Regions from separate parts of the Mus musculus genome. Here all the other regions are linked to region 4. The links are chromatin loops, found by intact Hi-C in ENCODE. Cell type or tissue: left cerebral cortex. All regions are shown on one strand. Each heading gives the region's core, and the rest is flanking DNA. Links, peaks and the distances in the headings are about the cores only.

The links. A loop is a pair of places that touch in the nucleus more often than their neighbours do. Peaks named below come from ENCODE experiments on the same cell type or tissue, not always from the same donor. Only the 100,000 strongest peaks of a DNase experiment are listed, where the experiment ranks them.
Region 1: it touches region 4 in a loop (2.7-fold over the local background); 6 of 42 quality-filtered maps call a loop at or near these places.
Region 2: a loop joins it to region 4, with 2.9 times the contacts of the local background. A loop is called at or near these places in 6 of 42 quality-filtered maps.
Region 3: it touches region 4 in a loop (2.4-fold over the local background); 2 of 42 quality-filtered maps call a loop at or near these places.
Region 5: a loop joins it to region 4, with 7 times the contacts of the local background. A loop is called at or near these places in 6 of 42 quality-filtered maps.

The regions. Positions count from the first base shown.
Region 1 is chrX:166,349,999-166,354,487 of GRCm38, reverse strand. Gpm6b (glycoprotein m6b) reads right to left here. Exons shown (of 8, transcript NM_001177955.1): 2 at 804-923. Among named protein-coding and RNA genes, the nearest start is that of Gpm6b, 7.7 kb to the right of the region's middle. In left cerebral cortex, for the core only: a CTCF peak has its summit at 2,486 (motif pointing right); DNase peaks (open chromatin) are centred at 2,490 and 3,703; H3K4me3 peaks cover 887 bases; H3K27ac peaks cover 1,633 bases.
Region 2 is chrX:166,337,104-166,341,592 of GRCm38, reverse strand. It overlaps a transcript of Gpm6b not described here. Among named protein-coding and RNA genes, the nearest start is that of Gpm6b, 5.2 kb to the left of the region's middle. In left cerebral cortex, for the core only: no CTCF peak of the experiment used is centred there; DNase peaks (open chromatin) are centred at 1,536, 2,307, 2,608 and 3,000; H3K27ac peaks cover 1,269 bases.
Region 3 is chrX:166,313,616-166,318,104 of GRCm38, reverse strand. It overlaps a transcript of Gpm6b not described here. Among named protein-coding and RNA genes, the nearest start is that of Gpm6b, 29 kb to the left of the region's middle. In left cerebral cortex, for the core only: no CTCF peak of the experiment used is centred there; DNase peaks (open chromatin) are centred at 660, 1,187, 1,819 and 2,606; H3K27ac peaks cover 2,329 bases.
Region 4 is chrX:166,236,924-166,241,412 of GRCm38, reverse strand. It overlaps a transcript of Gpm6b not described here. Among named protein-coding and RNA genes, the nearest start is that of Gemin8, 69 kb to the right of the region's middle. In left cerebral cortex, for the core only: a CTCF peak has its summit at 2,055; DNase peaks (open chromatin) are centred at 2,077, 2,467, 3,128, 4,239 and 3 more places; H3K4me3 peaks cover 2,477 bases; H3K27ac peaks cover 2,241 bases.
Region 5 is chrX:166,168,628-166,173,116 of GRCm38, reverse strand. It overlaps Gemin8 (gem nuclear organelle associated protein 8), which reads right to left and starts at 2,663. Exons shown (of 4, transcript NM_146238.4): 1 at 2,567-2,663. In left cerebral cortex, for the core only: a CTCF peak has its summit at 2,863; DNase peaks (open chromatin) are centred at 775, 1,653, 2,244 and 2,736; H3K4me3 peaks cover 1,642 bases; H3K27ac peaks cover 1,823 bases.

The DNA of each region.
Region 1 (4,489 bases), core at 240-4,239, 110 kb before region 4:
TACTGATGAGTTTATCTGACCCATCATCAGTCCTTTGTATCACATTTTACATGACTTGAGCTACCATCTTACACTGAGCTAAGTGAGAAGAACACTAAGACATATTCCGACTTTGGGGCTAGAGAATGAGGAGAGGCATACTGCTTAGCATCTTTTCCACCTCAAATCCACCAAATGACTCATACATATATTTTGCTCAGACCTAACCCCTTAATGGTCATAGAGACGAGTGTCCTTCCTAAGCAAGGAAAATGGAAACTGAACTCAAAGGACCTACCTGCCCAATGTGTAGCTATCTTATCTTAATTTCACTGGCTTTGCTTTCTTGAAGATATAGATTGATACTAAATGAGAGTGGTACAAAGCTGTACCACTGAAGAGGTATGTAGACATGCTCAATACTTTCATAGGTGAGGCTCCTTGAAATCTCTGACTCAGTTCTGAGCCCTGTAGTGGATATGTACATACCCCTGCCACCATTATTGATTCAGACATCTGAAAATCTGTGGTTAACCCAAGGGCATAGCTTACTGCACACTGTTCCCTTTGATACAAAGAAGTGGGTTGAGGAAAGCGAGGGAAGGTGGGAAGAAGGTGGAGAAAGATGGGGTGGAATGGAAAGGGGGAGGAAAAATGAAAATGATTTAAAAATTATTAAAGGGCTGTTTCCACCCACACCCATGTCAACAAATGAATGCATCAAGAAAAACATAAAATATCACCAAACTGAAAAAATCCATTATAAATCCCAATCAAGATAACAGTCGAGTTGCTTGTGGAATTCACCCCAAGGCTGTATTTACCTGGACTGCTCAAGGGGCCAGCCCTGTCCCCCAGGGTTGGCACAGGACGGTACTGATGGTTCTTTGAGCCTGGGTACATCCAGTGGTACCTGCCAATTTCCATTTCAGCTCTGCTGTTCACTGCCAATTTCAGTGGCAAAGAGTCAGTGTCTTTCTCCAGCAAAGATTCTATAATCAGCATTTCTATTTATTCTCTTACCATACAGTAAAGGAAAACTGGGAGTTAAAAAAATATGCTATCAAAATGCAACTTTTCAGTACCAATCTATCAATTGAACATGAGAAATTTCAGAATCAGTTGGACTTTTGTCTTCCATTTTTGAATTTAAGTTTATACAAATTACCAATATTTTTTTGGTTTCTATTTCTGCATTATCTCATACTCTAAAATGTTCATTTGGGGATGGTACTGTTCATGTTAAAATGTGACTTCTCATAATGTGTTTCTTTGGATTTATTTCCTTTTCAGACAAGCAGAGACCTGTAATTATTGCCAGCTGCATGAGCAACGGTGAGCAGAGTGCCTTACTTTCTGTCACGGTGCCTGGTTTCCATTCTAGAAGTTTGGCAAATTATTCTATGGCCTGTTGAGTTCAGAATGTGACTCCCACTTCCGCATGGACACCTGAAATAATCTTGGTCACTTCATCTTCAAATCAGGATCATTACATGGTCCTGAATATTCTGAATTGAATCCCATTTCAATAATCTTTCTGTCTGTCCTAGAGAAGGAACTGCTTACTCGAATGGCAACAAATAACCTCCCAGGAACTCAGGTCACTATCTGGTAATACATTTCCCACTTCTTAGGTGGTTGGAGAAGCAGTAATACTTCTCAATTTGTCTGGCATAGAATATAGGCTTCTAGTCATTCTTAATGGAATTCTAATCCTGAGGTTCTTAGGAAATTAAAAATGTCACTATGAGCCATCCATGCCTATAAATTCCATAAAATGAAGGAAGCAATGATGTACTCTATGATACTACAGAAACTTAAGTATTAAAAAAGATACCTTTGGCATTGATATGGGTAATCATTCCATCAGAAGATGAGGCTCTAATTTTCCATGTGGCACCTCAATCATTGAAGACCAGATAAATAAGCACATTGTGGAGCTAGTGAATGCCCATTCTTACCAGGTACACCAGGAACCTTAATCCACCTTAGAAATACCCCAGTTCTACTTGCCAATCTCTGAAAGTCCTCAAGATATTTGAGACTGGGACACACTGGGTAGTAGTGTTTTATAGAAGACCCTTTCTGGCTTCAAGGTCAGATAAAAATATCTTATTTCAAAGGAAAAAGAACAGCTAGGTGTGTACGCTACAGGGATAGAGCAACTGTGTAGCATATATAAGACCCTGGGTTAAATTTCTAACACCAAAAAAATTAAGTAAATAAGGGCAAATAAAGGCTCTCGAGTGAAAACAGAAGTGTACCATGAAGCGATTTTTGTTGCTTCTGTTTGGGTTCTCAATAAGGATGCTAACTATAATTTATGGAGTCCTCAGTGCGCTAGCCTTAGTGTTATGCACATGATGCCTGCTGTTTCACTAGCTATAACCACCGTAGGAAATTATCACTCAGTCTTGACGACAGACAGAATTCTATTCGAATTCAAGAAGAGACCTATTACTTGCCCAGCCTGGAGGTGGAGTCTGGCTATGCAGCTGAAAAATCAGCCTCCAGAGGGCACCCTTTCAAAAGCCTAGCATCATCCTCACTGGGGCCTAGAGAAGTACCGCCTTTTCCTCTTTTTTCAAGTTGTTAAGGCCATTGAGAGCTGGTCTAAGGTCCCCGTGGAAGTGATCAGTACTTCTGAGGTTCCTAAAGAAATGATCCTGGTCCTCTGTTAATTCAGGGTTCATAAAATGTAACTCTATTTCCCTTGGAATGAGATGTTTGCCTCCTGGTTTTTGGGCAAAGGTTACATATGGCTATCACCTGTGGGGCCCTAGATTTGGTTCTTGGGACCACTCAAACCAAACCAAACCAAACCAAATAAACAAAAACGTTCATTATATTTAAAAAAAACACACATTCTTTTAGACAAAGGTTACGCTATATTCTCTGCAAGAAAGAAACCCAGGCAGACTGATGCAAAGAACCAAATGGTCAAATCACCTCACAGTATACACTGATCTCCTTTTGGTGAAGCTGACTGTGAGTCCTTCACATTCACCTCTCAAGTAAAAAGATTTTAAGCAGTTGAATATCTTCTGATATGAGTTTTTTCTTTTCTTTCCTTTTTGTGAGTATAGGGAAGGTGTTAGAGATGGAACCTCATGCATACTAGGCAGGTCCTATACCATTGATGTACCTCCACAACCCTCATCTTGTTCTAATAAGCTTATTGCTCTATGTACAGCACATAATAGGTGCTCAATAAGTTGCTGGATCTAGTATTTTATTGAAAGCAAAGGACCACCCTAGGGCCCTATGGACCCCTACCATGCTGCCTTTCCTCTTAGTAAAGTCTGACTGGTACACTGTCACTTCCACACATAATACATTGATGCACATAATATCTATCTATGGTTGCAGTTCAGAAGGTCGATTGCTGTCCTGTCCTCATCTCCTCACATGGATGGGAATGTCTGCAGATATCTGGGCAGCCAGGCACCAGCTACTGATTAAAGAGAATGGAAATGCACGGATTATCCAAGTGTGGTATTTAAAAAAAAATTATCCTCCCTCTCTCTCCCTTCCTGTGTGTGTGTGTGTGTGTGTGTGCCTGAGTGTATGTTTGTGCACCACATGCAAGTTAGAGCCCATAGATATTGGAAGAGGCTACTATGTGGGTACTGAGAACCAAACCCTGGTCTTCTGCAAAAGCAGAAAGTGCTCATAAGCACAGTGCCATCTCTCTGGGCCTGCAACTGTGACACTTTCTCAGAGTAAAATACGGCGGCTATGCATTCACGAAATGCTTCCCAGAATGTGAGAATATGATGAGAGCGGCAGATCTGGGGATGAGATTGGACAACTACACAGTCATTCTCCAGTCCTTTGGGCTAATACTGGAGAGGCCTTTCTCCAACAGTAAATCTTTAGGTATAAAAAAAAAGAGAGAGAGAAAAATGATCAATTCTATGCTGTAATTTTGAGCCAAACTTAAACAGAGACATTAAACACAGAGTTATCTTCAGTGTCTATGACATCAGACTACACACTTTAATCCTGAGGACAGGCTCCAGATACCTAAAAGGAGTTAAACACCTTGCTGATTCTAGGCATGGACAAGAATGAGGAAATGATTACAAAAACAGATGACAACATTCTCTCCCTCTTAGATGACAGAGGAAAAGTAGCTGTGCTGGCTCATAGAGACACATACAACTGTGAGTGGTCATCACCAAAAAGGGGCATGACCTAAATCATGGGAAATTGTAAGGAAAAAGGAAAACAATGCCTTGGCCTCCTTCCACATCCCCCATTCCTTTGATAATATGATGTGGGTACAAGTGACTACTAGGCTGGAAAGCTCTTCAACATTTAATAATTATCACTCGGAACAACCAAGTAATAACTATGGCTGGCAAAAAAAGACCACATTTACTGAACAAGGTCTTTCAAAACTGTGTTTGTCATAGTCTGTTTGTATCCATTAGCTAAAATGTGAAGGGAAAGACTTAAGGTTCCAACAGAGTACAGGACAGCCCTGCAGACCTTCTCATTTGGTAAA
Region 2 (4,489 bases), core at 185-4,184, 100 kb before region 4:
GACTGTATTAAAACTTTTTAAAAATCAGTTTGGGGAAGCCTTTGTCTTGCAGGATAATTAAATTTCTAATTTTTGTCTTTTTAAGCCAGAAGGATTTTAAAAAGCACGAGGCCAGTCTGTGCTATATAGTGAGTTCTTAGCCAGCCTCAGCTACCAGTGTGATGCCCCACCCCACCCCTGCCCAACATAAACAAATCAAAAGAGGGCTGGTATACCAGTCCAGTGAGTAAGATACTTGCTGTCAACCATGACAATCTGACTTAGATCCCTGGGACCCACATGGTGAGAGAAAACTATCCTCTGACCTCCACATGTATGCTATGGCACATGAGAGCTGACAAACACAAAAGAAGTAACAATGTCATTAAATGATAAATAAAAATAATAGAATTTCTAAGTTTTCATGAAATGTGAGTTTTGAAAAATGCCTGTGGATTCAGTACTTACTATTCTTTTCCTTCCTTGATGGCTTTACTCCATATCTTCTGCATATCTGCTATAGTTTACAAGAAATGACACCTTATATTGAACTGAAAGTGAAGATCAAGTCAGACGATGTTTATGAATACTCTTTAGAAATGGTAGAGCTAAGGGCTGGAGAGATGACTCAGTAGTTAAGAGAAAGAGCCCTGGCTGTTATTCTAGAGGACCTGAGTTTGATTCCCAACACCTACATGGCAGCTCACAATCATTTGTAATTTCAGTTCTAGGGGAGCTGACCCCCTCTTCTGACCTCTGAGGGCACTAGGAATGCATGTGGTATTCAGACATACAGGCAGGCAAAACACCCATATACATAAAATAATGGCGAAATTATTTTTAAATTGTGAAGTTTTGGTTGAAAATGTAGCTCAGTGGCAGAGTGCTTGCCTAGCATACAAGAAACCCTGGGTTCAATTATTAATGCCACAAAAAATGATGAATCTCCATAAGGGTGAGCCATCATCCATAGTCGTTGTCTTTAATGGCAGAGTTTGTTCCCAAGTAGATCCTGGCTAATGCCCACAAATATGATGAGCACAAGAGACTTTTTTCCCCTTTCTTTCCAGCCTCGTCAGCTATTTACTTAGTTCCAGGCAGTAACCTCATTAGAAAATTCAGGAGCTGCCAAAACAGCAATTGTTGAGTTTAGCAACAGCCAGCCTGAGGTGTGCCCAGCTCCTCTGCACCCTGCCTCAAACAAACAAACAAACAAACAAACAAACAAACAAACAAGCAAGCAAACAATTCACAGAACCAAATGTTCAGAGAGTGAGAACAAGTTTGGTAGGCATAAACTAGGGCTTGACATGATAGCAACAGGGGCAACGTGGACTGTTTCCACATTCCCAGCTGAGATATGGGCTCAGCACAGAGGCACTGTGCGATCAAGTAGCATGTTCATTTTCCCAAGCAGGGTGGGCCACACGTATCTCAAAGTCAATGTGAATACTGTGGCTTCCTTCCTCTCTCTCTCTTGTATCATGCTTGCACAATGTCAGCATATGCCACACTCAGCATGTGGCCATTCTTCACTGGCCAGGACATGTGGGTGTTTGAGAATGTTCCTGGCCTCCACTCACTAGACACATGAGGGAGGAAACTCATTCCCAGCTGAGAACCATTGCCTTCAGTCTAGTTTTCTACGGTTGCTAGAACTTTCTCTTGTTAGCCAATGGCTCTAGAGCCTGGCTGTACCCTGGAGTCAGCTGGAAAGGTTTTACTATATGTCCTATGCCCTGATATTGTGAATGGGTAGTGACCAGCTTGTGTGGTGTGAAAACTTTAAAATATGTACACCCCCCACCCCCAGTTTGTTTGAACACATAACATGCCATGTAGGCAGCTGGAACACAATTGGCTACTTTTAGAAGGGTACAAAGAGAGGAATTTGATGGACCTATAGGAAAGTATAGTTGGGGGAATAATGTCCAACAGGAAAAGTTGGAGGATCTATACCCAGCAGAAAAGACCAACTGATCATCAAGACAAGAGATGGGGGAGGCAGTGCTGACGCCCATGGGGAGCATAAAATCAGGGGACAGACTGGTTTCCTAGGGCCACTGTAATAAAGGAGCATAAACTTGACAGTTTTAAATCACAGAAATTAGTCTCTCACAGTTCTGGAAGCTAAAAATCCAAAGCCAAGGTGAGGAAAGGGCTGCAGTTTCTCTGACAGGATCATGAGGCAGGTTCATTTTTGCCTCTACCAGCTTCCAGCAGTCATTAGTAGTCCTTGATGTTTAGTCCTTGGCTTGGTTCTGTGCTCCAGCCTCCACCCATGTCACCATATGGTGTTCTCTCTGTGTGTCTCATAAGGACACCGATAGATCAAGTTGGACTCAGGCCTACGCTAGTCAACCAAGGCCTCACCCCCACTTCCTTATATCTACAAAGACTACTTCCAAGTAATGGCACCTTCACAGGTACTAGAAGTTAAGATTTTACTATATTGGCACCTGAGAGGCAATATATGACTCAACTCCCACCAGGTGAGGGAGACTGAGAAAGACAATCACATTTGGAAGCCATGTGAGCTATGCTTGTAAAATTGCTCAGTCTAGGCAGAATTTGGAACTGAAGAATTGGGTGCTAGCAGCACGGAGGAACAAATTTGAGCGGGGGTGGGTGTGATGCCAGAGCAGAAGGCGCAAAGGAGAACACCATGCACGTACCACCTAAGCTCAGGGGGCCTTGGTAGAAGTACTCTCAAAGGAGGCCGAGAATATTGGAGAAGATCCAGGTCAGGGGCTTGTCACAGAGGAGAGAATTTTGAGAAGCGGGGGACGTGACACAGTGAAAGCAGTTAGGCAGGGAGGATATAGCAAAGACCACTAAAACAGAAAATTCCAACTTCCTTGCCAGTGTCATCACAGAGACTAGAATGGAAACCACCAGTTTTTAGAAGGACCACCGGAGGACTGGGAAAGTGAGGAAGAGGAGGAAAGGATGGGCCGAATACTGCAGAAATGTAGCGAGATAAGGCGAGGGAATGATGTAGCAGATAAAGGAGAAAATCACAGCCAAGAGCAAGTCTGCCAAATGTTGGATCCTGCAAAGGCATCTGGGATGGAAAGAGATTAAGATGTAAGTGGAGGTGGATGAGTGGCAAGGAATCAAGAGGCCAGGAGAGTAGGCACCAGATACAGAGAGCAAGTTGGGACAGCTCCTGTTACCATTTGGTCTAAGCTCCGCCCCACAGTTACCTGGCAACAGCCAGGTGTGCCTGACTCACTATAAAAGGGGTTGCTTGCCCCCTCTGCTCTCTCTTGCTCTTGACTTCTTGTTCCCTCTCTACCTTCTTGCCCCTTCCCACTTCTCTCCCCATTCCTCTACCCACCCTCCACATGCTCATGTCCTGCCTCTACTTCTCTACTTCTCTTTTCTCTCTCTCTCTCTCTCTCTCTCTCTCTCTCTCTCTCTCTCTCTCTCTCTCTGTCTCTACTACCATCTCAACTCCCTTCCCCATGCCCTAAATAACCTAAATAAACACTGTTCTATACTATACTGTCCTGTGGCTGGTCCCCCTTCCCCCATACCTGACTACACATCCACCAAAACATTCTTCTCTTTATCTTTGTATAAAATACAACAGCTCCCTTAACATGGAAGTGAGGAAAGAGGAACTAGAGGAAAACAGATGTCTATCCAACTCCAAGACAAAAAACACTCAAAAGATATGGTGATGACTGGCAGGTTACAGGTACAGCCTGTCCTGCCTGGAAAGGGGGACATACAACCATTACCTGATGGTATCCATGTTAACAAGCTTAAGAGGCATAACTGGTAGATGACATAGTAAAAGGGTGATGGTCTTGGCCTTATTAAGACAAGAAGCTTGCCCCAAGTCTGAGTTGCTTGAGGATATTAGTAGACTTTAAATTTTTAGAATATCAGAGGCCCCAGGGGGTAGAGGAGAGGGAGGGGAGGGAGAAGGAGGAAAGGAGGAAGGGAGGGAGGGAGAGAGGGAGGGAGGGAGAGAGAGAGAGCTTTTACTATACACTGTTTCACTGGGGAATGGACTCTGGCACAACAGTCACACCTAAAAAATGAAAAAAAAAATTGGGAGTCAGATGATTTGTCTTTTGTTATAGGTTTGTTTGTTTGTTTGTTAAAAATTGAGATGGGGTTTCTTATACCCAAAGCTGCCCTTAAACTTGCTATACAGCCAAGGATAAACTTACACTCCTGATACGGATACTACTTCCACCTCCTGAGTATGGGGATTGTAGGTGTTCAGTACCACACCCAGTTTCCTTAGAACATGGGTTGGTTTTTTTTTTTTTTTGGGGGGGGGCGGTTGTTTGTTTTGGTTTTTGGTTTTTTGAGACAGGGTTTTTCTGTGTATCCCTGGCTGTCCTGGAACTCACTTTGTAGACCAGGCTGGCCTGGAAATTTACCTGCCTCTGCCTCCCAAGTGCTGGGATTAAAGGTATGAGCCACCACACCCTGCGAACATGGGGTTTTGTGTATGCTAGGCAAACACTCTCCCAACTGAGATACATTCCTT
Region 3 (4,489 bases), core at 131-4,130, 77 kb before region 4:
CATACACAAATCAGATACTAGATTTATTACTTGGTATTTTAAGTTCGATTTGCCTTTGCTTTTTATTGCTTGCTTGCGTTTTTGTTTTGTCTTCTGAGACAAGTCTCACTATATAGCCTCAAACTGACAGGGATTCTGGGTGGGTATCACCATGCTTTGGTGTATATCTTGCTTTTTATTGTTTTATCCCCTACCCCACTGCAGCTGTACCTTTCAAAATCCTAATAACATCCCACAGGGCACACAGAATTCTGGTGTTTTGTTCCTATAGTTTGGGGATGGGGACTGCAAGTGCAAGTTTTATGTGTGTCACATGGTCCGGTCAATATTTATGACTGCTCCAAAGGGATCCTTCCACACCTTGTTCTAGCCCCTCTAGCAGCACACCTGAGGACCTTCTGCCACATTTGTACTAGGAGAAAGAAAGGCTAAAACCTTGTATTCTATACTTGTCCCCAAGACTACCGTATGCCCCAAAATTCCATAGAAGGCCTCACAGGACTCAGTGCCTTGAACATTCAGACAGTGTTTATTACAGCAAAAGCAGAAGGGCACAAAACAGATCCTAAGGGGGAAAGATGGCACAGAGCCTAGGAGAATCTACATGCAGACTTCCTTCTGTTCTTTCCCTCCCAGGAGAGGCTGACACCTGGCACACTCTGCCAAGCAATGAAAGCTTGTCTCCTGTGTAAAATTTCTCCCCAGGAAAGCCCATTTAAGAGGCAGGCTGGAGCCACAGGTATCTGCTGCCTATCCACAGTAAAGAAAGGAACACCAGTGCTCAGCATCAACTATGTCCACACAATTAGGCAACCTGAAGCAGCTTGATGAGGGGGTTAGGAGGAGGATGTCATAGTCCCTAGAGAGTGGCTCATCACCTAAATTCTCTATGTAAAGGAGACAGGCAGTCTCTCTCTCTCTCTCTCTCTCTCTCTCTCTCTCTCTCTCTCTCTCTCACACACACACACACACACACACACACACTTCATTCCCTTTTAGTGATGGCTTCACCATGCCAATTCTTCCCTTCACTGTCTAGCAAGTCTTTTCAGATTAGTCAGCCAGCTAGTTTGAATGCGTACCACCAAAGACAGGAAGTGGATGTGGTTTTGGGCAAACCGTGGCTCCATGGGATTGGCTTTGATTGGCCAGCTGCTTGCCTTGAATCACTTCACACCATTTGAACCGAACCGTAGCTCTCTCCAGGCTGCCGCAGGGAAATGTGCCTGGCATGACAAAACTGTCTCCTAACAAAATTACTATTTATCACGAGCTGCTGCTTGTGGAAAAAAAAATGACCCCATTCTTTCATTCTTCTGCACTACAAAGGGCCAAAAGGGAACAGGGCTGATACTGGCTTCAGGGATTTTCATCAAAGACTGTACCAGCTCAGTGAGAAAGCAGGCTACAGAATAGATGGCATTTGGTTTGGAAGTAGGGGCTTAAATACACAAATTCCTTAATAGGCGTTTTTCTTCTCTGGGGCAAGTATTTTTCTAGGGATTCTGTATTGGTACAGCTATTTTGAATGCATAGTTCTCCCAAATCATCAAGGCTTAATAGACGACACGGAAAGAAAATGCTAGGGTTACAGGCAAACACAACAAATGCTTGCTGGGTTTTATTTGTGCTGGGGATTCAAACTTAGATACTCATGCTTGCCCAGGGTCTCTCACCCAGGGAGCCATTTTCCCAACCGCTCATACCTGACTTGGAATGCCACTAATGAGCCTGCTCAGTTTTGACTTTTCTAGAAATGGAACTCTATGGAATATTCTCTTGAGATATTTTTCTGCCTTGATGCCCATTCTAGTAGCTTACTCACTCTCGGGGCTGCATAGACATCTGTGACAGGAATAAACCATGGCTTATTTAGCCAGAGTACTTCAAAAGGCATCTGGGTTGTTTTGTTATTTGCTGTTAGGAGGAAGAGCTCAATACATTCATTTTCGAAAATGCTAGCAAGAATTTTCAAAGTAGCTAAATGGCAGGCGCACGATCAAATACACAAATTCTTGGTATTCAACTTGATGAGTTTGGCATCCAACCCATCAGTATAAACCATGTGACCGAAGCTAAGAGCAGGCCACTTTTCAGGGGACAATTTCTATTTTAAATTACTCCACAGCCAGGAGCAGCCCCTGAGTCTTTGTGCATACAGCACAGCTTCCAACTGAGGTGGTACACTGCAGAGGACTAAGCCCCATTTTTTAGGCCATCCTTTGGCAGTGCTTGGTAACGTCCTGGGGGTCATTCTTGGCTTTGGTTTCAAAGTCTATCAAATGAGAGGATGCAACAAGGCGGACACCAGGGTCCTTCACAGTTCCTGTCTGTCAAAGAAACCTGCAGGCAGTGTTTCCTTCCTATGCCAGACTCCTTCTTGTGGGGATCTCTAGTTGGCTCCCTAAAAAGAAAAAGCAGCTAATCACTGTTTTCCTACTAGTTACCTGTCCAGTTTCTTCCATATCCCCATTATTCATCCTTCAGCCATCTCTACTTATAGTTGAATAATTGCAGCTTTTGTTCCCTTTCCCCAAACTGGCTCTCCCCCAAGTTTCTGTGACTTCTCTGGAAACATCTTCTAATTCTCTACATGCTTCTAGAAAGGAGCCCCGGTGAAATCTAATATTTTAGTCAAGTTGCTCAAAGGTAATTAAAGAGAGAGAAGCCAGCCAAAGATGAGATCATCCAGAGCCTCCCTATTTAAAGTCTGGGAGGGGGCAGCAGCAGCCAGCCTGGCAGCAACAGCAGACCACTTTGCATCCTGCTCCTTCACCATTCCCCTTCCCTGAAATCCTACTCATCAACAACATCCCCAGATGAGCCCAGTGTATGAATGCAAGGATCTTCACATCTTAGGAAGATACACATTGCCAGTTTCCTTCAGCCGCTCCTCCTTCCTAAGGACTCTTGTGACAGTTCATCCAGCTAGATGCTTAATCACATTCCAGCAGTCTCTTTTACCCTGTCAGATAGGAAAGTCACAGGTTCTGAGGTGAAGGACCAAGGAAGGCATCTACAGGAGTCATGCATTATTCTGCCTTGCATAGCGAGGCAAAATAAGCTAGATCAAGGTAATTATTAGCTAACATCTCTTTTGTTTGTTTATTGTTTTTGAGAAAAGATCTCACTATGTAGCCCTGGCTGTCCTAAAATTCACTCTGTAAACCAGGCTGGCCTCAAAATCAAAGATCTGATTGACTTTGCCTCACAAGTGCTGACTAAAGGTATGAGTCACCATGTCTAGCCAAAAGTCTTAATTTATGATTTTCTTGATTTGTTAATACGAAAACTTCATGAAGTATTACCACATTGGAACATGGAAGTTACATCTAGTTCCTGCGCCATGGATATCCATATCTGGCTCTAGAATAAACTAACTTATCTTGCTTATGGTGAGAACTGTATTTTAGCAATGACACTATCACCCAATATAGTGCCTTTTTTCTAACCTTTGAGGAAAGGCTTAAATTTATTTTATAAAGCTGATCCGATAATTGCATGTCATCTACAATGAAAACTGTCTAAACTCATTATTTCAGCAAGCATTTCTTGAGTACCTACTGGACAGTAGTAGAGTCCAAGGACACTGAGAGATTCATAATGCCAGCCTCTTCTGGAATCTGTGCCTTAATGAGACAGACAGTGCACAGATAAGGTGTTTATTCTCTTCTATGCGTGCGTATGTAAATGTATACACTGCAAGTACACAGTATGGGCAATAGCATAAGAAATAGTTCATGAATCGGGGCTCAGGACATAGCTTAGTTGGTATAATGTTTTCGTAACATGCAGGGGGCCATAGGTTCAATTCCCAGGACCACATAAGGCAATAATTGTAGTCCATGTCTATAATCCCAGCACTGGATGGTAGAGACAAGAGGATCAGAAAATTCTAGCACATATTCAACTACATAGCTACTTTGAGGCCAGCCTGGGCTACATAAGATCCTGTCTCAAAGAATGATAACTCAAACAAACTAATAATCAATGGAAACAAAGCATAATGAACAAAAACTCCTGAAAAGCTGTGTCTGCAGAAAGTGAGTAATTAGGACTATAGTACTTTGGAGAGACTAGGATGTTATGGGTCCAGAGGTTATTGCCTTATCTTTGGTTAGTTCCTGTCCTCCAACACAGCCATTCCTTGCCCACGTCTGTGCTGGAATTAACATCTTGAGACTAATAGACAGAAACCTATTAGCATAGCAGAATACTAGCCTCCACCAATAAGAATGCCATCAGATAGCATCTTGGGACTTATAGAAAAGCTTCCCCCATCTTGCTGTATGTGCCCACTGTATTTTAAATTTGCCTTGATCCATGACTTTCTTTGTTCTTTAAAACTACAAAACCCTCAAGAAACTACTCCCATGTTGGAACACAGAATTTGGGGAAGCCTGAATCTGTATTCCCAGGACATGGTCACTTAAAATGGCCCTAGAATAAACCATCTCTTACTCCCTTTAAAACGGGAGCTGTGTTTTTG
Region 4 (4,489 bases), core at 356-4,355:
TGAAAGCCACTGTATCTTATTTTTTTTTCTTTAAAAAGATTTTTAAAAAAAGCTTCAAGTGCAAACCCAAAGGGGCTTTTATTTCTATAAAGTTTATCTATTTTACCAGTGAAGTGAACTGATGTCAGGGTTGAGAAGTGACGTGTACATAAATATTCAACAGAATGGGTCAATAGGCAGAAATATCCCAGCATTAACTCATTTGAATTAGTGCATTCACAAGGGTACATTCAATAATTAACAACATCTGCAAAAACAAAGCCAGTTCATGACCCTGTAGTATATTTAGTGGAAACATAAAGGAAGTCAGTATGTCTCCTTTCTGGCATGAAGGGAACTTACTTTTTCACGGAAACTACAAAACTAAAACCAAGGCTGCTGCCAGAGCCAATGAAGTATGCACAAATTAACATAAATTGGCAACTGCAGTGTAGAACCAGCAATTGTCCAAGACACAGTACTTCCGTGAGAGCAGGCTTTTGGCTTGGATATTTGTTTCCACGCCCACTTCAAAACAAAGCCCACCCTCCAGTCAAGAGGAGAGCAGCTCCGAACAGGACCTCGCAGAAGGTGCTAGTGTGCTGGTAGATTCTAGGCTCAAAGTCTACATCGAAATGTCAATGTCTGGATTCAAACACCAGAGATAATTTCCTCTCGGCAACATTTGTGCTTTCCTCAATCCAGCAGTTCTGTGAAACTGCAGTTATCTTCCACAGCAATAGTTGCTAAAGCAGCCACAAGCGGCCCTACAATCCTCATGGTGCAAACCTTTAATCCCAGCACTCGGGAGGCAGAGGCAGGCGGATTTCTGAGTTCGAGGCCAGCCTGGTCTACAAAGTGAGTTCCAGGACAGCCAGGGCTACACAGAGAGACCCTGTCTCGAAAAACCAAAAGATAAAATAAAAATAAAAAATAAAAAATAAAAGAACCTCATTTCAAAGGAAGTCTGAGTCGATGGCTGTAAGAACCAGAGTTGCGTGCCACTTGGCTCTGCTCTTTCTAGAAGAATCTTATCCCAGCTTTCCTCAAACTTTTTGGGATGCACTTTTCTCTATTTTGATCCTAGTAAAAATTTAAAATTGTTTAAATATAAAGTTATTCTAGGTTTTCTTAAATGGATGTCCTTACCATCTTCCCCAAAATTTAATCAGAAGTAAAAGAAATCACACCCCGCCCCCACTTAGAGGAGGGACTGTAGTGGCAAGTGCTGAGGGCTTGCTTATGACACCTAAGCTTCCCTGGCTGTTAATCTTCAGTGGGTAAGCCCACTGCTTTTCACATTAGAAATGTTTCCGGGGGACTGGGCGGGAGAGGGGGGGTACTTCTCAGTCCTCGTGGCGCTGTGGCTGGAGCTGTCAGTAGAGAAGGATAATGAAATAGAGAGAAACCCCTTTCTCAGACACAGCTCTGAGAGCAGCCGCACAAGGCTCATTTCCAAGGCACTCTTCGAGTTTTCCTCCCCATGGTGTGGGTTTAGGGACATGTTGCTGATGGCAGCATTTCGGGGTGTTAGACGGGATTCTCCCGCCGCTTAACACCCACCTCCAGCCAGGTGAAAGATTTTCACTTCCCTGAGCATAGTCTTTCACTGTTGAGTTTCCCCAATTCCCCAAGTGGAACCCACTTCTCACCGGCTCCATCCGCTCCCATTTAGGCAGTTGGAACAGGGGACAAAGAGAGACTCGCGGTGTGTCCCATCCTGTCCCCTCCCATCCCTTCCCACTTGACTGGTTTCAAAGACCTGGGTTCCGAGAAAGGAGCGTTCTTGGAAGATCCTGGCTTTAGAGGGTGCGGATATGTTTCCTTGGGCTTCAGGAGAACTAGAGGACTGCAGGGAGACACAGGACTGGACTCGAGGTTGAGAGGTCCGGTGACAGAGAGATTGTCCCAGGAAATGGGCAAGAAGCCGCTCTCTACCAACCCCTTGAAATAAAGCAGGAGCCCGCAGTCCGGGACGCGCTGCCCGACCCCGCTTGCTACCCTTCGTCGCGCTTAGCACGCGCCACGGTGCAGTGTAGGTGCAGCTGGAGTGGAGACGTCCCTGAGGTCGGAGCAGGGAGGTGCACTTGGGCGTAGCGGACACCTGCGCCGTGCCCCTCCCACCTCCAACCTCCGCTCCCCTCCCGCAACGGTCTGGACTGGGTCACCCAGGTAGCTCAGGTAGCGCCACCTGAGCTGGGGGTAGGGCGGGGCGCGCCCCTGTGCGAGACGGGGACGCGAGGCCGTGGCCGTGGTGGTGGCCGTGGTGGTGGCGTGGGGCCAGCGCGATCGCTTACCCATGGTTGGAGACTGACGGGAGGGGTGCGGGCTCCGGGCGATTGGGCTCCCCGGGGACGCAGGATAGCCGGTGGCACAAGTTTGCAGGTCTGGCGGGCACGTGCGCGGGGCCGGGCTCTGGGCTGGCTGCGCTGGGCAGAGCTGGGCTGGCCGCTTGGCTCTTCGCTCCTGGCCGGGGTGGGAGCTCCGCGCAGCTCCGCCTGCACTGGGGGCCGGCCGTGCCGAGAGGGGCCCTGACGTCAGCGCCGGGGGCTTTGTGCGCCCGGAGCGAGGGCCAGGCTGGGGCAGTGGCCTTGGCCGTGGCCGCGCTGTTGCAAGCCTATAGCTTTCACTGAGACCCTGGAGTGAGGGGCTTGGAAACTGGAGAAAGGGAGGGGGTGCAAAAAGAGGAAAGGGGCGTTCTAGTATTTGGGGGGCGTGAATCTACATTCAAGAAGAAAACTAGTACGGTCAGTGAGGCCGGTGCTTAAGGTCTTACTCACCACCCATTGTACAGATAAAGAAACTGAGGAGTGGGTCATTGCTCCAAAGATTGGGCAGCTCTGCCTCAGTCTACACTTCTGAATTCTTTTGTAGAGCTAGAAAGCTGCAGGTGGTGACTTAAACAATTGGGCTTCAATTCTAGTGTTATTTTAAAATCACCTATTTCATCAGGGCGTCTGTGGGTGGGTTCCAGGATAGGGCTCCCACATCTCTCCAGATGATTCACCCTGTTGGTATAAGACCTCACACAGACCACCAACTGGAGTTAGCTGTGGATAAGAAGTGACTTAGAAGAGCTCAGGTGACACCCTCCAGTCCTGGGTGGAATCAGATCTGGAGGTGTCCATAGTTAGCTAACCAGCTCTCTAGATCCTTGGAAGCCCACCCGTGTAAGCTCTTGGAGACCACAGATTTGTGTCAGCCAAAGGAGGCTCCTGCTCCTCACGCCTTGCACTTGAGCCTTTAAGCGAATTAATGGTTTAACTGCGTTGGGCATTTAAAATCTTTCGGCTTCTCTAGGAAGAGAAGAACCTTCCTGTCAACAGAGGTCTTAGACAAGCCATAAGACCCTGCCTGGCAGTTCCTGAGGCCGATGCTCACCGGGAATATTTTATGTTGTGTTCCTTTATGGTTTTGGAAATACAGTGTGATACTTGAACAGAGGGTTACGTAAACAGTAACACTAGATAGTGCATTTAAGGGACATTTAAGCCACAAGAGAGAGGCTTTGGGACTGAGAAAGGGAGGAGGAAGCAAACATTTCATCCATTGAAATTTATTGGATTAGGAAAGATTGTATCAAGGCAGAGCCTAATAATATTTTACATAAAAGGACAGAGATTTGTGCTAGGCGGCTCACTGGCTCATTTTCACAATCCCACGGGAACAATCCTTCCTACCCAATCTTCATGCGGTTAATAAAGCAGCAGGGATCTCACAGGTTTCAGTTTTCCTATTACCAGAGAGTAATCCCTTTGCATGAGCCCTGAGTGCATCCTTATGCAGGAATACAACCACAGGTGCCTACCTCAGGCTGCCTGTGAAGAACACACAGCCCAAGATGGTCTGGGTGAAGATGAGAGAGAGGAATGCGTGTCAAGTCCTGGTTTGTGGAGGAGCCCTTTGGTTAGCTCTTATATCTCAGTCGACTCCTAGGAAACAAAAAAAACACCAGAATGGGATTTGGGCATTCCCAATCAGAAGGAGTGTATGTATGGATGGCTTCTGTAAGCTACTTAAGAATCAAGAGCTGGAAAGTTTTGTACACAGAGATGATAGTGACCCTTTCGTCTGCTACCATCGCATATTGGATTTTTTTTTTTAACCACAGAAAAGAAAGAACAGCTGTCCAAATATTGGAGGTAGTTGCGATGGGATGCTATGATTAAAAAGGAAAGTCACATTTTCATAGGAACATTCCCTCATTTTGCAAGTGTTCTGGATTGATTTCACCAAGCCACTGACGTCAAAAGTCTTAAGAAAATCTGGGGAAACCAGAGTGCCGAAGATGGACTAGCCAGCCTGTTTGAATTCCCTTTCTTCAAATAAAACTAATGTTCCCATGTTAAGTAGCCACAGACTTTACAAATTAAAACAAGATGCACTGCAGGTGGGTGAACAAATTGGGCAAGGCTTTCTGGAAAGCTGTTTGGCAGTGTGTGTCAAGAAACTTCAAAATATGCATTGCCCCTGACCTAGTAAGTCCCCTCCTGAGACTCTCACCTCAGTA
Region 5 (4,489 bases), core at 380-4,379, 68 kb after region 4:
CAATTGTATAAATACCAGTAGTTCACTCAATGAGAAAAATGATAAAAACAGGGACTTCTGACACTCTTGTTTCCTACCCTCCTACTCTTGCTGTCCCCATGCCACCACCCCTAGCTGGCTGTTGTACTTGGTTGAACGTATCAGGCTTGACACTCTCATGGATTTTTTTTTCCTATGGCTTTGTATGGTCCCTACTTAGTCATGTAGACATCAAAGATGGCATGAGTCCAAATGGCCTACTTCCACCAGAGAACGAGTCCAAGCTCCACTTTTAAAACAAGAACATTGGTTTATTGTGTGCATGTGTCAGGTTTGGTGACAAGTGCCTTTACCCACTGGGCTACCTTGCCAGCTCCCCAAACTCCATCTTCAGCTGGACACAGGGCCTGCTTACAAGCATATAGCAGCCGACTGTGTTTCCATCTCTAACAGCCACCTTCAGAGCTGAAGATGGAGGGAGACAAGTAAGTATTATTTAACCCCGTTCACTTTCTCAAGCCGAGGCTCCAGTTTATGCTTGCCTGGGTGTTGCATTAAGTGCTGTTCCAAGGCAGGCATGGGGCGGGGTGGGAGGAGACTGAAAGGGTATAGTTAACAATTCTTGCCACCTCCCCTGCCCAAATCACATACCACTCATGGAAAGGCACTGTTTAATTTATCAGCAAGGGTGATAAAGATTTGTGAATGGTTTACTTTGCAATCCTGCAGAATCCTTTATGTGGCTAGTGTCGATCAGAAATCAACTAGAAGCCCAAGAAAGAGCAAGATACTCTGACTCAGAAACACCACAGGTAACGGGGAGAACTGAAAAAAACCAGGACAACAGAGGATGACGACAGTGATAATCTGGTTCAAAAGAAGAAACAGATGGTGTTCGTCTCATTTCAGGCATGTGTTTCATACAGCATATCTGAGTGTGACCATAAAAAAGTCAGGGCCAAACACAGCACACACTCAATTGCTGGCACAGCAGCAAAAATCTTGAGTAATTTGGGTAGTTAAGACCACTTTTATCTTTCCAGTGAATTATTTTAAATTACTTTCTATAAACATATTTCTGATAATTCTATGCTAAATTCTTTTCTGCATACTGTACTTGCTCCGGGCACTTATTTGGAGGGATAGATGCTATACTTTATTCCTTTTAGAGGTCCCATTTTTCTTCCACCAGAGAAAATAACAGGTATAATCTCCTGCCTTTGGGGGCTACTGGAATTGTTGAGATTGTCTGTTATATCCTGATAATATTCTCTCCTACCCGTGCTCCCCCAAATTATTAAGGGGCAGTAACTAAAAACAACAATCAGTAAGAAGTTCCAAATGTCTAAATATATTAATATATTTCCAGTTCATCTGGCCTTAAATGTTACAGTCTGCATCTGATTGTCCAAGTGCTTTATGAGTGGATTTCCCAACATAAAGAAGTAATTCTGAGAGTTCTATAGTGTGCTTGAGAACTCTTATCTAACCTCTAGCTATGTTTAATTTCCTGCCATCCTTCTTATCTTAACTTCTCCTTAAACGCTGGACTTGAAGAAACACCAATAAGCCTCTGCCATCTGTAAAACAGTTTCACGATGGAAACGCCTGCCTCTCTGCAACTTGGGTTGATTTTTCCCCCCAGCCCAGCAGTCAACAGAAGGGATCATACACTTTACTGTGAACTTGCACGTGTTAGATTTACCCAAAGCATATACACATGGTTTCTCTTTCCACTGCCATCCCAAAGACACTGTTATCTTGACGAATCATGCTAGCATAAATTGTACTTTCAAACAGTATCACAATCTCACAATTCATAGAGGCTTTGTGTCTGTAACTTTTAGTCTTAAGATTTTGAGTAATGTTCTGGCTTTTAGTTAAAAAACAACAACAAAACAAAAACCAACAAACAACCCCCCCCAAGCAAATAAAAACCCCAACAACAGTGGAGTCCAGAGCCTAATTTGTGCAACGAGTTTGTAACAATCATTTCAGAAAAAAAAAGGGAAAATGGTTCAGAACTCTGGCTACCCACAGCAACTGTCAAATGTTCTTAAGATAACATCAACTAAGAATTCTGACCTACAGAACTCAAAAGTTGCAAGGGGGGCGGGGGAGAAACTCAGGTTTTTGTTGTTTTGTTTTTGTAAATGAGCCAGTAGCTTAGACATCTCTGCAGAAACGTGTCCTGACAGACTTCCTGCAACATTGTGATCCACAGCACGTTTGAATTACACTGTGAGTTAAAACAAAACAAAACAAACAAAAACCCCAAACCTTCCCATGCTTGAGCCTCACTTCTCAAGATCTGAACTGGAATAGTCTGAGGTGGGGGCCTGGGAACAGAATTCTCAGCAGGCACCCAAGGATTAGGAAGCACATAGGGCTTGAGAGCATAAATTAGAACTAGTTTTAACAGTCTGTCAGGGGTTGGGACTCTCACGGGTCTAGGCAACCTCCTCGTGCTGCCGGGTGATGGTAATTAAAGCCACAGCATGAGCGCCAAGCCAGTACTCCAAGCTTCAGGAGTCCGCCACGCTATTCCCTTACTCCCCAAAAGCAACCCATCAGCCCCCGAAGTCACCTCGTGGGCACGCAGCTGGCAGATCTCGGGCGGTGGGCAACAACGGACCTAGCTCTGGTGGTGGGGAGGAGGAAGGGGCGGGAGAAGTGGGGGAGTGACACAAGGAGAGCGGGAGGCTCGGGTTGCCTGGGCAACAAGGAGCTCGCTTCCGGTACGGGGCTTGAAAGACGGAAGTCCCGCCTTATCCGTGACGTAACGTCGTGTCAGTGGCTACACAGAGTCAAGGGCGGCACAGGAAGCGAATTCGTTTGTTTGGGCGGTCCCGGCAGCTAGCTATTGGGCACTAGGGGATCAGAACTGAATTGCACCCTCAGCTTTCGGTTATTATTATTATTATTTCTTCTTTAGCTTTTACTTTCTTTTCACTTTCTTAACTAAAATGGAAGGTGAGAAATTGTTTTGAAAATACAGATTCACTCAGATCTGTGTCAGCTTGACATTTATGAACCTTAATTTGTACCTAGTGTTTCTGTCATTATAATCGTCAGCAGTACATGCCCTTCTAGAGTTGCACAAGAGTCCTTAGTAACCAAAGATGAACTACTAGAAGGCCAAGTGGGCTTATTTGGCAAAATGTGCCATATTTTGCAGGAATTTATTACTAGGAAAACCAGATTTGGACCAGATGCATGGTTATTCCAAAAAGTGAAAATAGGAAACAATTTAAATGCCAAAGGCTAAGATAATTAGGCAATGTCAGTAGTGGGACATTATTACCTTATCATTCCTGTAATATTGGTGAATCAAAGTAGTATAAAAGAATATTTAGCAAACATATACCAGATGTCTACTATATGCTAAGTATCTGCAGTGTCTTGTAGCTTCAAGGCACACGTGATTTTGAGGTACTTAAATGTGAGAATTTTCGATGTGCTTAACTAAATTCCACAGTACATTTTAAAGAGTTAATATTGAAAAAAAAATACGTGAACTGTCTAGTTGTTGTTGACACTGTCTCACTTTCAGCTGGGTCGAAGGTCATCATCTTGCCCTGGCTGGTTTGAATTCCCAGAGATCCACCGGTCTCTTGACTGTTGGGATTACAGGCACGCGTATCAACAAGCCTGCCTTAACTAACTCACATTTTAAGCAATCTTAACCTGGCAGTGGTGTAGCTTCATTGATAGAATGTTTGTCCAGCATGAATGATGCGCTGGATCATTCCTTTATAACATCTCACATCTGGGCATATTGGCGCATCTGTAATCCTAGAATTCTGGGCATGGAAGCAAGGTTGTTGTGGCTACACAGTGAATCTGAGGTCAACCTGGGATGCATGAAGCTGTTTGAGGAAAAAAAAAATCCTTGCCTTAGGGAAGGAGAATTTACCTTAAATGAAGAGTAAAATGAATTCCATGTACATATTTTAATATTTATGTACATATTTTAATAATATGTACATATTTATTAATCTGTTCAATAGAACATGAAATTATATATGTGGCATAAATTATAATTCTAAAGGAGAGTAATATTTTACTTAGTGAATATACACTGGTAAACACAGTTTTTTTACTTCACAAAATTGACAATTGGTTGGGTAGAGATCATAGACAGTCAATGCAAGTGTAATTATGTTTTTCATTTGTTTGTTTAGAAAGAGTCTCATGTAGCCCGTGCAGAACTCCTATTTCCCAGGTGCGAGAATATTCATTACCATACCTGACATATTGTAGTAAATTTATATGATGAATATATTGCAGAAAGGGACAACACACACACACACACACACACACACACACACACACACACACAGGCAGTTAACTTTAGGCAAGAAACGAGAAAGGGCTGTGTGTGTTTGTAGGACTGTGACTATCTTCTGGGAAGCAGGCAAGTCATTTGGAGCCTGTGGGAAGAAGAGCAGGAAAGAAAAGAGAGTGATATGAGAAAGCGGTCACATACTTGCAGAAAAGGCAGAACATG